2 separate regions of the Homo sapiens genome follow, and region 2 is linked to region 1. Evidence: read pairs that join two places in POLR2A ChIA-PET (ENCODE). Cell type or tissue: OCI-LY7. All regions are shown on one strand. Each heading gives the region's core, and the rest is flanking DNA. Links, peaks and the distances in the headings are about the cores only.

Region 1 (8,763 bases), core at 198-5,197:
GCCTGGTCCCCAGTCCTCCTCACCCCTCACAGCCTTCTCCCCTAGACCACTCTCCTCCCAGTCTTGTCTCCTCATGCCCTTTCTTCTGCCCCCTCACAGCTCCACCCCTCCCCACAGACCTCTTCCCCTTACAGCTCCATCCCCTCCTGGCCTTGTCCCCAACGCAGTGCTCGCTGTGATTTCCCTCCCAGTCCGATTCCCAGCACCACCCCAGACTAGCTCCTTCAAAGCGCCACCCCCTCCCAGCCCTGTCCCAGCTGTGTGAGGCCCACCCCTGCACACAGCTCTCCCCTCATCCGCCCAGCCCTGTCCCCTGCAGCCTGGCCCCTGCCCCCTGGTGCCTGGACTCCGGGCCAGGCCAAGCCAGTTCCCAGGGTTCCCTGGTTGCGAGGGCAGGGCCAGCAGCAGGGCAGGGCGAGCAGCAACAGTGGGAGGCGCCTCCCATCCAGCATCCTCACAGGTAAAGAGCAGCCCTGCGGGGCAGCTTCCTTTTTCTCCTCATGGCCTCCTCTGCTCAGCTGGGGGAAGGGGGCAGGGGAGTCTCCACGCGTGGCAGGAGCTGGGCCCCGGGTCTTGCCTGCCCTGGTTTCCCAGAGCTGTTGTTCCACCAGAACTGCTCCCATGGTGCCATGGCAACCAGGCTGCCAGGGAACCCAGGTGGCGACAGAGCCCAGGCGCCTTGAGCCGAGCCTGCACGGTGAAGAGCCACAGAGGTGGGGAAGACAGGGAAGGAGTCGGGCGGGAAGGAACACGCAGGTGAGGCATGGAGGAGGCTGTGGGGGGAATGGGTGTGGCTGGGACCCAGAGAATGGTCTCATTATGGGGGGCACAAGGTTGGAGGCTCTTGGCTGGTAAACAGGTGAAGGGGTACTCCCCAGCCCCTATTCGGCAGAGGCAAAGGCAAAGGGCAGAAATGGGCTGGGGTAGGTACTGGGGGGGACCCTACCAGTGCAGGAGCTGGAACTGCAACAGGCCTGCCAGCCTTGCAGCAGAGCGCTTTGCACTGGGGGCTGGATGTGGTGTGAAGGCTGCGCCCACGAGGCCCGGTCCCGGGCTGCAGCGCTGTGGAGCTCGGCTCCGCCCTGGGGAGAGCTCCCACCCATCGCTCGCTCTCCACCCCAAATTCTCTCTCCTCCTGGGCCTGGGGCGGTGGCCCTGACATCACCCCCACTCCAGGGTTCAGCCCCAGCTCAGCCCACCCCCGGCATCCAAGATGTTCCTCTCCTCCCTGCCAGGACTGCAGGATCTTGCCCATTAATCTCTCAAACCTCCCCTCCCAGCACACGGCTCAAGCCCAGTTTTGATCAACTGTCTCCTGTATGCATGAACCATCATCTATAACTTCCACTGCTCAGAAGAGATAGCCCAAGTCCCTTATTCTGGCATTTGAGGCTTCTCCAAGATACAACAGCTAATATTTATAGACCATTTAGCACATTTAGGTACCATTCTTACCACTTCACACTGAATAACTTGCTTGCTCTTCAAGACAACCGTATGAGGTAGGTACTGTAATTTATCTTCATTTTACACATAAAGAAACTGAGGCCCAGAGAGGTTAAGTAACATATCTATGGTCACACAGCTACTAATGATAGAGCCAGGATTCAAATCCAGGCAGTCTGACTCCAGAGCCCACACTCTTAAACATTAAGCCATACTTCAGGGTTGGCTGCCAGCCCCCTATTCCATCCACCCATCATTCCAGCCTGGCCCACATCCTGCTTTTCCCAAATGCTCCTCTGCTTTCTACCTCCAAAACTGCTCATACAGTACCTACCACTTGAAATGCAATCCCCATCGTCTCCGCCATCTGCAATCTGAGAAATTCCCCCACATCCTAGTTCCGTCAAGATTCAGGTCATATGCCACCACTAAGAAGCCCTCCTGAATCCCGCCTCCAGCCAGAAATTATTGCTGATCCTGTTCAGAGCTCCCACACACAGCACATGTCTGTCCTGCTTTTTATGGCACAGGTTAGCTTTGGCAAAGCATGACAGCTATTTGTGTTCATGACTCCCAGAATCCCAGCTCAGGAAGAGAATTTGATAATCTCCCAGCTAACACAGAGCACACGGCCTGGAACAGAGTAGGTGCTCAATAAAAGCTGCCGTCCAGAGGGAGTCAATGAATGTGCTCAGGAGGCTGCTCTAAGAAATACTCTCTCCTGAACTTTTACCACAGCCTCCGATCTCCTCTTCCAACCCATTCTTCACCCTGTGGCCAGTGAGAGCTTTCAAAAGTACAAATCTGGGCCGGGCGTGGTGGCTTACTCCTGTAATCCCAGCACTTTGGGAGGCTGAGGCGAGCAGATCACATGAGGCCAGGAGTTCAAAACCAACCCAGGCAACATGGCGAAAACCCGTCTCTAATGAAAATACAAAAATTAGCCGGGCGTGGTGGTGGGGGCCTGAAATCTCCTGCTGAGGCAGGAGAATCACTTGAATCCAGGAGGCAGAGGTTGCAGTGAGCCAAGATTGTGCCACTGCACTCCAGCCTGGGAGACAGAGCGAGACTCCGTCTAAAAACAAACAAACAAACAAACAAACAAAACCCACCACCACCACCACCACCAAAAGTACAAATCTAGGCCTGGCGCCGTGGATCATGCCTGTAATCCCAGCACTTTGGGAGGCCAAGGCAGGTGGATCACCTGAGGTCAGGAATTCAAGACCAGCCTGGCCAACATGATGAAACCACATCTCTACTAAAAATACAAAAATTAGCTGAGCATGGTGGGTGTGCCTGTAATCCCAGCTACTTGGGAGGCTGAGGCAGGAGAATCACTTGAACCCAGGAGACAGAGGTTGCAGTGAGCTGACATCGCACCACTGCACTCCAGCCTGGGAGATAGAGTGAGACTGTCTCCAAAAAAAAAAAAAAAAAAAAAAAAGTACAAATCTAGCTGGGCACAGTGGCTTATACTTGTAATCCCAGCTACTCCAGAGGCTGACATGGAAGGATCACTTAAGGCAGGAGTTGAAGACCAGCCTGGGCAACATGGCAAAACCTCATCTCTACCAAAAATACAAAAAATTAGCCAGGTGTGGTGGTGGGCCCCTGTAGTCCCAGCTACTTGGGAGGCTGAGGCACGAGAATCGCTTGAACCCGGGAGGTGGAGGCTGCAGTGAGCCAAGATTGTGCCACCACACTCCAGCCTGAGTGACAGAGTGAGACTCCATCTCAAAAAAAAAAGTATTGCCAGGCATGGTGGCTCAGGCCCATAATCTCAGCACTTTGGTAGGCTGAGGTAGGAGGATCACTTAAGCCCAGGAGTTCAAGACCAGCCTGGGCAACATAGGGAGACCCCGTCTCTACAGAAAATAAAAAATTAGCCAGGCGTGGTGGCGCATGCCTGTGGTCCTAGCTACTAGGGAGGCTGAGGCAGGAAAATCGCTTGAGCCCAGGAGGTCAAGGCTGCGGTAAGCCGTGATCCTGCCACTGCACTCCAGCCTGGGCAACAAAGTGAGACCCTGTCTCAAAAACAAAAACAAAAACAAAAACAAAACTGTACTAACCTAACTATTTCATTCTCTCACTAAAACCCTTCCACAGCGCCAGATAACTCACTCAACAAACAACAACTGAGCACCCTCTGTATGCCAGGCACAGTGCTGGGTGCTGGAAATATACTAGTGAGCAAAATGCACGAGAACATTCTCAGGGAGGTGATGTTCTAGTGAGGGAATGGGTGTGGCTGGGACCCAGAGAATGGTCTCATTATGGGGGGCACAAGGTTGGAGGCTTACAGAAGAAAGAAACAAGTAAATATATCCTGCCATTTCAGGTAGGGGTGAAGTGCTAGGAAGGAAAATATAGCAGATTGCGAAAAGGTGCTGTTTGAGAAGTGGTGCTCAGGGAAGGCCTTTCTGGAGCAATGGCATATAAGCAGAGTGCTGAGGGAAGTGAGAGGAAGTTGCATGGCAAAGGCAGAGCAGTCCAGAGAGAGGGTACAGCCAGCGCAAAGGCCCGGAGGTAGAACTGTGTCTGGCATGTTCGAGAAACAGTGAAGAGGCCAGTGTGGCCGGAACAGAGTGAATGAGAGGAGATAGGAGGTAAGATCAGAGAGGTCATGGGGGCCAAATCGGAAAGGGCATGAGCCTACAATAAAGACTTTGGCTTTTGCTCTGATTGAGGTGAGCAGAGGAGGGACATGATCTAACTTGGGTGTTCCAGGAATCAGCAGCCATGGGATAACCTTCAACTTCCTCACTGTGGCCATGGATGGCTCTCCTGACTTGACCCCCACCTCATATATTCTCTGCCCCATTGCCCCAACCTGGCTACCTCCTGCTCAGCCTTCAATGCTCTGCTCAGGTATGCCTTTCCATGCCTGCCTGCCTCCTCCACACAGGCTGTCTTACACCCGCTCCTCTCGGGCTGCAGTAGGGCCCTGTTGTCACCTCTAATTCCTAGGGCAAAGGCACTACTTAGCTCATTGAATTCTTGAAACTTACCAAGGCAGGCACCATTAGCCTCATTTCATAGATGAAGACACTGAGGCTCAGAGAGGTGACATAAACTTGCTCAAGGTCACATAGCTATTAAGTAAAAAAGCTAGGATTCAAACCCAGGGCCCAGGCTTTTCATGACATCTTGTTGCCTCTCCTCACTCCCGGCTCCGTGCTGCCCCTGGCTCTGCACTCTTTGGCAATTCCTCCCTTGAGAGCTCACCCCCGTTTTGGTTGCAAAGGGAATAGTGGCAGGGAGATCAGGCTGTCAGCACAGCCTCCCACAAGGGAGCCTGGCAAAAAAAGGAGGGTGCTTGACGGCGTTGCTTCTGACATCATACATACTGCTGAAGAAACAGCACTGGGGATGTGGAATCCCTCAAGTCAGAGCCCCCAGAACAACACTCGGGGACATGCTGATCACATGGAAAATCTCTCTTCTTCTCTTTCTCTCGCACACATACACACACATGCAAACACACAGAGAGAGAAAGAGCCTGTTGTAGAGTAAGACGCTGGGCAGGCCAAGGCTCAGGTCCTGACTGCCACTGACCAGCTGTGTGAGCCCGTGCATGTCACTTTTCCTCTCTGCAACTCAGTTTCTCATCTGTGCAGGGGTCAAGCAAAACCAACTCCCTCTTTGGATTCCTGGACTTCAGAAACGGTCTGGGAGCACCCCCTCTCTGGACTCTTCCCAGCCAGGAGCAAAACATCTGCATGTGCACACACACACACACACACACACACATACACTCACACACATGCATGCAGAGGTACAATAACACAGACACATGCAAAGGCAGACAAACCTAGAAACAAAAACACATCCACAGACACAAGAAAATAGACACAAACACATGCAGACATGCACATATACGGACACAACCACACACACACACTCACACACACACACACACGCCCATGTGCGCTGTCTGCTGGGCTATTCTGTGGGGGAAATTGGAGAGCATCCTCTGCAGAGGGGGAAATAAGCTATGCTACACAAATAACCACAGTACAAAGCAGAAAGTTATCAGGGCTGGGGAACAGAGGAAGTGCTGGGGGAGTGCAGGAGAGAGATCCCTTCTGTTTGGGGGTGGTTGAGCAGAATAAAAATAAACTCGCACTTACTGCGCACCTTCCCTGTGTCAGGCATTTTCCACACATTATTTAATCTGCATGGCAAACGTGAGGGAAGAATTAGGATTCCTATTTTGCAGATGAAGAAAAAAACTCCAAGAGGGGAAATGACTGCCAAAGGTCTCAGAGCTAGCAAGTGGCAGGACAGAGATTCAAACCCCAAAGCTTGTGCTAGTTCCTCTGCTGCCCGGAAGGCTTCCTGGGGGAGGAAGCTTGTGGACTGGGTCTTGCCTGGAAGGAGTTGGTAGAGATGAAGAGTGAGGGAACCTTGTGTGCCAAAGCACTAAGATGGGGAGAAGCAGTGTAGGATGTTCCACAGGGATCTGGGGCTGGCCTGCCCATGGCAGGGGCACTAATCCTCCTCAAATGCTGCTTCTAATGGGAGGTCTTCTCTCCCTCCTTCCCTTTATTGGCACTGCCCGGAACCAGGCAGCCAGCAGGGGATGGGATCAGGATGCAGTTGTCATGGAAACGAATGGGGGCTGTTGCCATGGATATCATAAGATGAGGGCAAGAGGAAGCTAGGGATGGTGAGGACTATCCCCATGACAACTTAGGTGGCAGTGGGGGGAACGGGACGGACTGGAAGTAGAGACAAGAAAACAAGACGAGGAAGGTCATTGCACCTGGATGGGACCAGGGGCTTTGGGTTCTGGAAGGAGCAGACTGGGCCAGGAGACTGGACCCAGTGGCAGGGGAGAGAGGAGGCAGGGGGACTGCAGCCACCTCTCCCTCCAATATTTCTTCTGCAAGCTAGTTCTGCTGCCCAATCCCAGTGTCACAGGGATCTAAGCCCTAGCCCAGCCTGGCTTGGCACAGGAACTGACAGGGAAGAAAGCAGCCTTCAGAGGAGCTGAGCTGCATACACGGGCTTTGGGAGCGCAAGACCTGAGCTTGAATCCCAGCTTTGCTGCTGTGCAGCCCTAAAAATAATAGTTGTCATTTATTGAGTTGTCATTTTGCTAGGCTGAGCAACACTGCAAGGTTTGGGTTGTTCTCTCTGAGGAGGACAGCACAGATGATGAAACTGAGGTACAGAGAGATGAAGTAACCTGCCCAAAGCCTTGAAGCTCAGCACTGGTGGAGCCAAGATTCAAACAAAAGTGTATCTGAACACAAAGCCCGTGCTCTTACCACCACCCCACCCTCTGTCCCAGGCACTATAAGCAGTCCCTTCAAGGTACAGTCCTCGCATTCTTCATCTCCCCGTGCCTTCCCACAGTGGCACACAAAGGATCGCATGCTGGGTAAATATTTGTGGAGTGGGTGAACGAGGAAGCAACCCGGGAGGAAGCAGGAAGGACTGAGGTTAGATGGAAGAAGCTCCTGACCTCAAGAGCGATGACTCATGGATGTGGCTAGCCAAGGGTGGCAGAAGATGCACAGAGCTGGGATGGACTGGACGGACTAGGCTTTATGAACCATCCAATCCCACAGACCCAAATGGAGGCCCAGAGAGTCAAAGTGACTTGCCCAGGGTTGCACAGGACAAGAATCCCCCTCACCTCTGGCCAGCATCCCACTCTTAGCTTCAGAAGCCCCTCTGAATCTGGCCTGTCTCCCCACCCCTCACCTCCCACCCTGCCCTGTAAGTTCCTCAATGTCACAGGCAATAGCAGGTTACTTGCAATTCCTAGACTACAGCAAGCTGATCCACATAACCAAGCCCATGCTCATACTCTTCCTTTGTTTCTTCTGCCCAGAATGTCTTCTGTCTCCCCTTCACCCCCCGACTTGCTTGATCTGGGTGAGCTCATCTTCATCTTGCAGTACCCTGGGCAGGTTGGTCCTTCTGGGAAGTCAATGCTGACTCACTCCTGCCGCTCACGGAACATGACAGGGTCAGTGACTCCCTCCCCTGTGTCTTATGCATACCCATATTATCACAGTCAGTCTTTCTTCCTGGCTAACTTGTGGTTCTCTCTTAAAGTGTCCGTCTCCCACCCCACACCCCCGTCCTGTTTCCCAAGGGCAGCGGCCCGGTGTGATTCACCTTTGCGGACCTATGGCACTCATGCCAGTACTAAGCACACAGCAGTTACTCAGCAGCCACCCTGGGTCCTCGAAGACCACAGGTAGAAATCACGTGTGTCTGTGTGTGTGTGACCATCCTGCCTGACAACTGTCACCCTAAAGGCCACAGCCTCACGTGCTTAAAAGCCACCCACACCCAGCCTTGTGATTACATCCACCAGACACAGACATCAAGGCTGCCAGGTACATAAAGTCACCACTTCACACAATCAACCTCACACTCAGAATTCCTCACACCCAGTCTCACATCATCACATTTCCTCAGCTCTGCAGCAGTGTGCACAGTCTCACAACTGTGAGACCTGCAGAGCCTTGTGCAAAGACATGTGTGAGGATGGCCGGCCACATGGAGGCCATGCGTGCACACATATTTCTCTCACGGCTGATCAAAACCCCACCCCCTTCCCACAGCACAAGCCCTCTGCCCGATTCAGCCAATTCAGTTGCCCACGGGTCGGGAGGGTCATCTGACCCTGACTTGCCCCCTCCCCCCATGTAGTTGAACCCCCGTCCCCACCCCCACACTTGCTTCTCTCTCCATTCAGCGGAAGGGTAGAATGGTCTCCTCGTCCCCAGCCCCAGGTCACCTACATTCACACACCCTGGAGAGCAGAATAAACAGAGTAATGTACCCACCATTCCCCTGCATGACCCTGGAGCGCTCCCCCAGGTTTTTGTCTATGCGGTCCCTGTCTCCTATAATGCCTTCTCACCCCTTGCCACCTTTTCAAACCCTTACCAGCCTTCAAGGCTCAACTCTTGCACCTCTTCCTCCAGCAAGCCCTCCTGGACACCACACCTCCCCACCCACCTTGACATCTCCTTCCTCTCTGGGCCAGGAACAAAATGTGCTCATTACTGAAGCCGTTCCTGTCCAATCATGTTAACCCTTTGCATCCTTCCTACTTTCCCAAAGGATTTCTCATCTCTCATCTCCCCTGGGAGATGGAGAGCTCGCAGAGGACACAGCCACTGTCATGCTTAAAAAAAAAAAAAAATCTTTTTGTAGAGATGAGATCTCACTATGTTGCCCAGGCTGATCTGAAACTCCTGGCCTCAAGCCATCTGCCTGTCTCAGCCTCCCAAAGGGCTAGGATTACAGGTGTGAGCCACCACACCTGGCCTCTGTCTTACTTTGGAT
Region 2 (8,763 bases), core at 1-5,000, 430 kb after region 1:
CGCGGCCCTGCTTCAGCCCTGCTTCAGCCCTGCTCCAGCCCTGCTCCAGCCCTGCTCCAGCCCTGCTCCCCTCGCTAGCCCTCAGTCGAAAGCCTCCTCGCTTCGGCTCAGCTCAAACTCGATTTGGGGCTCCACCCACCGCAAGCGAAGCCCCGCCCCTGCCCCTCGGGAGGGAGCTCCCTCCGCGGTGAAGTCGGGTCCCTTGCAGGGGACCGCGCCTGAGCTACCCAAGGCCCAGTAAATGCAACCATAGAGGATGATAGGGTCGCTAAGAATTGGGATTTGATTCGAGGCACGGTGGAAGCCGCGGAAGGGAACATGATTTGATCTGATTTACCTTTAAAAATTAACGACCTCGCCAGATGCCTTGTGAAGAATGGGGAGTGTGGGGCAAGAGGGCAAGGCTGGACCCAGAGCGGAGGGTGGGAGACGACGTGGGAAGCCGACCACCCAGAGTTCACGCGAGCAAACCCTTAAAACACTTCAGGCACATAGTAAGCCCTCAATAAACATTCTTTTTTCCTCCTTTAATTATTTGGAACGGCAGTGCGATTGACAAGGATCCTGTAGAGGATCTGCATCTGTAAATACATGGGAATAAAAAGGACCTGGTGGGAGATCACCTGTTAACCCTACTTAATTATTGTGGGCTGCGGACGACATTGGAGGGGCGAAGAACTTTGACTTGGAACTCTAGCTACTTCGATAAGGTTTCAATTTTTAATAAAAAGTATGTATTAATTTAGTATTTAAAGACAAAAGCACTATTAAAAGAACTCCTGAGACATCGAGGAAATAAAAACTGTGATTATACCCTCCACTTCTCTAATTCCAGCCCTCCAGAGCAGTGGTTCATCCCTCGAATTGAGAATCTAATGAATGGGTCCCCCACCCCAATATATACTTACACATAAAATTTTGTATATGATCTCAGGAGATGTACAGGGCCCCTTCGAGATACACTGTTTCATTGAATATTTTTACAATTTTTTTTTTTTGAGACAAAGCATCACTCTGTCACCCAGGGTGAAGTGCAGTGGCACGGTCACGACTCACTGCAGCCTCGACCTCCTGGGCTCAAGGATCCTCCTGCCTGCCTACAGTCTCCCAAGTAGCTGGGCCTCCAGGTATGCGCCACCACGCCTGGATAACTTTTTATTTTTTGTAGAGGCGGGGTCTCACTATGTTGCCAGGCTGGTCTCAAACTCTTAGGCTCAAGCAGTTCACCCGCCTCGGCCTCCCAAAGCGCTGGGATTACAGGCGAAAGACCCGGCCCATCTGTAACATTTAGTGGCAACATGAAGCTATACTTTCTTTAGCATGTAATTAACTTCGGTTGTTCTTTTTTCATTTTAAAATTGGTTTCCTAATTACACATGATTATTGTAAAACACGGATAAATTTAAAGTTCCCCTTACATTCATATACACAAATAGAAAAGCATGGCTTTGTTTTTGTTTTTCATTTAAAAAATAAATAGCATCCTTTTTATGTATTGTTATGTTAATTGCTTTATTCACTTAATGTAGCTTGAAGATCTTTCCATGTCAATATATATAAATCTACCTCATTTATCTTACCTACTGCATAGTATTCCATTGAATGAATATACTGTAATCATTCATCTATGGATAAACACATGTTATTTTCAATCTTTGACTATTACAGTGGGGTTTTTTTTTTACTGTTAACAATGCTGCAATAAAATTCCTTGTACATGCTTTTTTCTGCAGATGCTAAAATATTTCTGTGAGATAAACATGGAGAAATGAAATAGTTGGATAAAGGTAGCACACATTTTTTTTTTTTAAGATAGTGTCTCACTGTCACCCAGGCTGGAGTGCACTGGTGCGATTAGGGCTTACTGCAGCCTTGACCTCCAAGGCTCAAGCGATCCTCCCACCTCAAGCAATCATCCCACTTCAGTCTTCCCTCGAGTAACTGGGACTATAGGCGTGTGCTATCACGCCTGGCTAATTTTTGTATTTTTTGTAGAGATGAGGTATCACTACGTTGCTCAGGCTGGTCTCAAACTCCTTGGCTCAAGTGATCCTCCTGCCTCGGCTTACCAAAGTGCTTGGATTACAGGCGTGAGCCACTATTCTCTGCCCAAAGATAGCACATTTTGAAATTCTAATACATAATGTCAAATGACAAATTGCCACGTAGAACGACTATTTCAGTTTATACCTCCACTAGCAGTGAGTAAGAATTAGCATTTCCCTAAATTCTTACCCGGACTCGATATTAACCAATCATTTTAATATTTTGCCAATATAATGGGTGAAAAATGTCTCATTATTTACATTTCCCTGATTATTAGCTAAGGAGTATTTTCTTTCTTTCTTTCTTTCTTTCTTTCTTTCTTTCTTTCTTTCTTTCTTTCTTTCTTTCTTTCTTTCCTCTCTCTCTCTCTTTCTTTTCTTTCTTTCTCTTTCTTTCTTTTTTTTTTTGAGACAGTCTCACTCTGTCTCCCAGGCTGGAGTGCAGTGGCATGATCATGGCTCACTGCAGCCTCGATCTCCTGGGCTCAAGGGATCTTCTTGCCTCAGCATCCTGAATAGCTGGGATTACAAGTGCAAGCCACCATGCCTGGCTAATTTTTTTTGGGGGGGGAGGGGGGAGTGGGGAACAAGATGAGGTCTCACTATGTTGCCCAGCCTTGTCCCAAACTCCTGGGCTCAAGCAATCCTCTCCAATCTGCCTCAGCCTCCCAAAGTGTTGTTTCAGGCGTGAGCCACCGCACTGTGCCCCAAGAGATTTTTATCTATTTTATTATGAAAGTTTTCAAACATACGACGTTGAAAGAATTTTACATCTGTATACCCACCACATTGATTTTACCATGTTTTGTTATAACTTTACTACATATATGTCATTTATCTATCCACCAATCAAGCCATCTTATTTGTATGCATTTCTCTTTCTCATGTAACTAAACTCTCCAGAGTTTATTCTGTTGATATTTTCAAAGAACTATTTCTTAGATTTATTTTTCTGTTCTACCATTTTTCCCATTCTCTACTTAAGTTATTATTTTCAGCTTTAATGTTTATTAATATCTTCCTCCAGTTTTCTCTAAGTTTATTTTTTTCAGTGTTTTACTTCATATGAAGTGCTCTCATTCTTATTAATTTCTAGTTTATAATTTTAGGTTTGATTTCTTCTTTGACCATGAGATATTTAGAAGTATTTTCTTTGTGAGGTGACTCAAATTTTTTCTTATCTGGATGTTTTTGTGGTTAGAGGTTAGCTGTACTGCACTGTGTTCCATTAATGTGACTTTTATTATTTCTACTATTGGAAATGCATTGTGCTTTCTTTTATGATTCAGTACCTGATCAATCTTGGCAAGAGTTGCATAGGCATTTTTAAAAACTTTATAGCGTACAATTTATGTGCTTTTATAACTGTTTTCTTCATACATTTAATGGAATATTGGTTGCTATGTATGTTTATGACAGAAGATAGTCTTGGTAGATAGTCTCTTTTTTTCTTTTTTTAGAGACAGGATCTCACTCTGGTGCCTAGAGCTAGAGTGCAGTGGCACAATCATAGCTCACTGTCACCTCAAACTCTTCAGTATCTCTCTTTACCCTGTTTAAAGTTTTTTTTTTCCTTGAATACTATTTTTCTTTCTTTCTTTCTTTTTTTTTTTGAGACACAGGACACAGTTTCACTCTGCCACCCAGGCTGGAGTACAGTGGTGCAATCTCGGGTCCCTGCAACCTCTGCCTCCCTGGTTCAAGCGATTCTCCTGCCTCGGCCTCCTTAGTAGCTGGGATTACAGGCCCATGTGCCACCACACCCGGCTAATTTTTGTATTATTAGTAGAGATGGGGTTTCACCATGTTGGCCAGAATGATCTCGAACTCCTAACCTCAAGTGATCCACCCACCTCAGCCTCCCAAAGTGCTGGGATTACAGGTGTGAGCCACTGTGCCCAGCCTGAATACCAATTTTTCTAATATTCATGCTGTCATTTTTGTATATGTAAATATCTTTTTTTTTAACTGATTACAGAAGATCAGACAAATCCACAAATTATTCGAATAGAGTTAATGGCATGATGTATATTCTTTCAGAACTTTTTCTATATATACATTTACACCTATATTACAATGCAGATTTTTTAAACCAAAAAAGGAGAAATAAAGATATATTTAAGTTTTACAACTTGCCTTATTGACAATGCATTCTTGAAATTCTTTCTGTCAGTGTCTATACGTTTACCTTATTCTTTTTAATTGATCTCTGGAGCTGGCACTTACACAGTGCCTGGCCCATCACTTGCTTTTTTTAAAAAAATTAAATATTGCTTCAGGGAAGCCTTCCTTGACCCCCGCCGCCCCGCCAAAACTGGATCAAGGTCCACTGTAATACGCGTTCATAGTACTCTGCTATTTTCCTCCCAAACCACCCAAAACAATTGTACAGTTGTGTGATTAATATCTGTTCCTCACCACCCTACACACACACACCTCACACCTCTACACTGAACAGTGAGCTCCTCAGAGGCAGGGACCAAGCCTGTTTTTTTTCCTACTCATACACCAGCACCTATTATAGTGCCTGGCAATTATATCTGTTCGATAAATATTTTTGATGCGATTATGCCCATTTTACAGGTTAGAAAGCTGTGCAAATTAAGTAACAGTTGTCCTATAAGAAATCCCCTGAGGCTACTCAGAAATAAATAGAGGTAACAACAGATTATGAGTGCCTTAACACGCCAATACATAACATATTTTCCTTAGTTTTAAATTATTCACATAGGGTAGATATTCCTTTGGATTGTTACTGAGTTTTCATTATTATGGAGAGTGCTGAAATAAACATTCTTGTAGTAATAGCTTTACACATGTTTGTACTCCTATAAGATAAATAAATAAATAGAAATTGAATTCCTGCAAAGGGAATGCACATTTTACAATTGGATAGATATTGCCAAATTGCCCTCCAAAAGAGATTACGCGAATTTATATTTGTAGTACCCAAGTATGAGAGTGCCTTCCGCCCCCATACCCTTGCCAGAGCTGTGCATTTTCACTAATTTTTTTCTTTGGTAATCTGATACTTACAAAGTGATATGTCATTCTTTTCATTTTCATATCTTTGATTTTTGGCGAGGTTGAATATCTTTTAATTAGTTTCTTGGCCATTTGTATTCTTCTTCTTCTAAATGTATAGCTTGTTTGTACATTTTGCCCATGTTTTTTGTTGAATAGTCTTGTTGTTGAGTTGGAATAGCTCTTTTTATATCACGGATAATACTCTTGTCTTCCTGTCATAAATATTTTCTTCATTTTTTTGTTTGTGTTTTAACCTTATAAAGCTGTTTCTTAGAACATACAAGTTTAACATCCTTTATATAATCAAATTTGTTATCATTTCATTTATTTATAGTAGCTGGTTTAAGTGCTGTGTTCTGAAAGGCTTTGCCCACTTCAAGACTAGAAAACTCTTCATCTATGTTTTCTTCTAACGCCTTTATGGTTTTGAATATTACATTTCAATATTTGTCTCATGTGGGTATTATTTTGGCGTGTAGTACAAACGTAGGATTCCAACTTTATTTTTTTCTCAAAATCTATCCAATTGTTCTTCATAATTATTGAATAGTTGACATTTCACTCATTAACTTAAAATGCCCCCTTTATCAAATACTAAATTCCCTGACATTTTGGGATGCATTTGTAGAATCTTCTGTTCCATTGTGTAATAGTTAAGAGTGCCAGCACTGGAGCTGGATTTGAGCCCAGCTCTGCCATTCATAGTTTCCTCTTCTGTAAAATGGGGATAATAGTACCCACCTCATAGGGTTGTGATTACCGGATAAGTTCATTTATGTACAATGATTAGAACTGTTCCTGGCCTTCAGTAAGTATTTGGTATTTTTGTAGTATTTATTATTCTTAAATTTTTAGTATTGCTTTTTATTTTTCATAGTATACAATCACATGATCTGCACATAATATTTTTATCTCCTTGTAGAGTGACTGTTAATCAACTTGAACAATTTGGAGATGACGTATTACAACTCTACTTATCCCTCATCCTCATATGTTGTCCAACCTAGGTATCTTAACTCTAGGTAGTTAGGAAGGGAGAGGAGAAAAGAGGAAAGGAAAATGAAGCCATCCGTATTCACAGATGGCATGACTGTCTACACAGAAAATCCCAAATAGCGTGCGCACGCACACACACACACACACACACACACACTTCCCTAGAACTAATACATGAATTTAGCAAGGTTGCAGGATACAAAGTCAACACACAGAAATCAATCACATTTCTTTATCCTAGCAATGAACAATACTATTTGTAATAGCTCCCCAAAAATAAAATGCTTAGGTAAAAATCTAACAGAACGTGTACAGGACCTTTATGCCGAAAACTACAAAATGCTGATGAAAGAAATCTCCGAAGTCCTCAATAAATGGAGAGATAGACCGTATTCAGGGACTAGAACACTTAACATATTAGAGATGTCAGTTCTCTCTAAGTTGATCTATAGGCTTCATGCAATTCCTATTAAAATCCCAGCAAGATCTTTTGTGGATATATATCGACTCTAAACTTTACATGGAAAGGCAAAAGAACAAGAATAGCCAAAGCAATTTTGAAAAGATTAATAAAGTTGGAGGAATCACACTGCTATACCTGATTTTAAGACTTACCACATAACTGCAGTAATCAAGACAGTACGGTTTTGGAGAAGAGACAGACATATAGACTAACATAACAGAATAGAGAATGCATAAATGGACTCATACAAATCTTGATCAAAACCTCACACCTTATACAGAAATTAACTCAAAATGGAGCATAGATCTGAATATAAATCACAAAACTATAAGAAAACATAGGGGAAAATCTGGAACTTTCTTTTTTTTTTTTTTTTTTTTTTTTTGAGAGGGACTTTCACTCTTGTTGCCCAGGCTGGAGTGCAATGGCACAATCTCGGCTCACTACAACCTCCGCCTCCCAGATTCAAGCGATTCTCCTGCCTCAGCCTCCCCAGTAGCTGGGACTTACAGGCACGCGCCACCACGCTAGGCTAATTTTTTTTTTTTTTTTTGAGATGGAGTCTCGCTCTGTTGCCCAGGCTGGAGTGCAGTGGCATGATATTGGCTCACTGGAACCTCTGCCTACCGGTTCAAGAGATTCTTGTGCCTCAGCCTCCCGAGTAGATGGGACTCGGGCGTGTGCCACCATGCCTGGCTAATTTTTGTATTTTTAGTAGAGACAGGGTTTCACCATGTTGGCCAGGTTGGTCTTAAACTACTGACCTCAAACAATCTGCCCCCTTCGGCCTCCCAAATTGCTGGGATAACAGGCATGAACCACCACACCCGGCCTGTATGTTTTTATTTATATGACATTTTTTCAGAAGACAAACTATAGTGATAGAGAACAGGTCAGAGATTAGGCATGGAGGCATACGAATTCAAAGCAATAATAAGATTAAGTTTTTGGAGGTGATAGAACTTTTCTGTATCCTGATTGTGGTGGTGGTTACATTAATCTATGCATGTGTTAAAATTCTTGGAACTATACACAAAACGTCAAATTTACTGTATTGATAAAAGTACAGGAAATGATGCTATAATTAGAATGACACCTGCTATGTCTTGTAGGTCAGTACACAACTTTAGGTTTATCTAACCATGTTTTTACCCTTACAATTTCTTCTGGGAATGCTAAGCTCACTGTAAAATATCCTTAGTACAGGTAAGCCTCTGTGCTCAATCCAGTTAACCCTGTCTTGTTCTACAAGGTGCATCATTAGAATTCTTTCAGTTACAAATAATAGCAAAGCCAAACACACAGTATTTTATTATTTCCCATAAGTCCAGCTATAGAGGGATTCCAGGGCAAGTAATTCAGCAGCCCAGCAATGTCACTAAGGACCTAGTTTCCTTCCATCTGGTTCCACTATCTTCAGCCTATTAGTCCTTCACCTTATGATTACAAGACATCCATAGGTACTCAGGTATCCCAAGGCCATACAAAAGCATTAAGAGTCTGGAAGAAAGAACATAACTGTTATGTGTCCTTTATTAAGACCAAGAGAAACTTTCCCTATGCCCCCAGTAGATATCCCCTCTTATTGGCCAGAAATTGTGTCTCACGCCCATGCCTAAACCAATCATTTGGCAAGGGAAATAGAATTATCATGATTAGTTAGCTCAGACTAGTGCCACTCATTGTGTGGTCCCTGGACTGGTGCTAGTCTGTAAACTGTTGGTTAACAGACTGTGACAAGCTGAATACAGAAGTTGAGAATACACATTTAGAAACTTGTATAACAAATTGAGTAATTGTTATGTCTTTTGAAGCTAATACAAATTTGGGGCTTGTATTTTGTAGGTCTTCATTTGAGAATCCCTGCTCCCTTGATGTACAGTGTTGCCCTATGTGAGAACAAAAATGGGGTCTCTATGAGGGAGGAAGAAAGTGAAGGATGGCCATTGGGTAGGACATCAGTAGTGTGGGCCATACAGAAAATGGTAGGGATGATATTGCTCCTAGAAATCCTGGAAAATTCCACACAAGAACAGAATTTGGGACCAGCACCATGGAGCAGGCTCTCCTTTTGGCTTTACTTGCACGCTCTTCTGTAGTGCTACCACTCCCAGGGTGTAGAATCCCAAGCAATTGTGTCTGTCTGAGAAGCCACACCCCAAAACCTGTTTCCCAGCAAGCTCAACATTATCTGCGGTTTTTTTTTTTTTTTCTGATACCAGACAGTGGCTC

Evidence for each region. ChIA-PET counts read pairs that join two places held together with the same protein. Peaks named below come from ENCODE experiments on the same cell type or tissue, not always from the same donor. Only the 100,000 strongest peaks of a DNase experiment are listed, where the experiment ranks them.
Region 2: POLR2A ChIA-PET joins it to region 1 with 22 read pairs; 2 of 35 experiments call an interaction of 5 or more read pairs at or near these places.

The regions. Positions count from the first base shown.
Region 1 is chrX:53,256,320-53,265,082 of GRCh38, forward strand. All of the region lies in intron 2 of IQSEC2 (IQ motif and Sec7 domain ArfGEF 2), which reads right to left. Among named protein-coding and RNA genes, the nearest start is that of KDM5C, 35 kb to the left of the region's middle. RefSeq lists an enhancer at 342-937. In OCI-LY7, for the core only: no CTCF peak of the experiment used is centred there; no DNase peak of the experiment used is centred there.
Region 2 is chrX:53,686,633-53,695,395 of GRCh38, forward strand. HUWE1 (HECT, UBA and WWE domain containing E3 ubiquitin protein ligase 1) reads right to left here and starts at 87. Exons shown (of 84, transcript NM_031407.7): 1 at 1-87. RefSeq lists silencers at 1-20, 94-268. In OCI-LY7, for the core only: no CTCF peak of the experiment used is centred there; a DNase peak (open chromatin) is centred at 119; H3K4me3 peaks cover 642 bases; H3K27ac peaks cover 391 bases.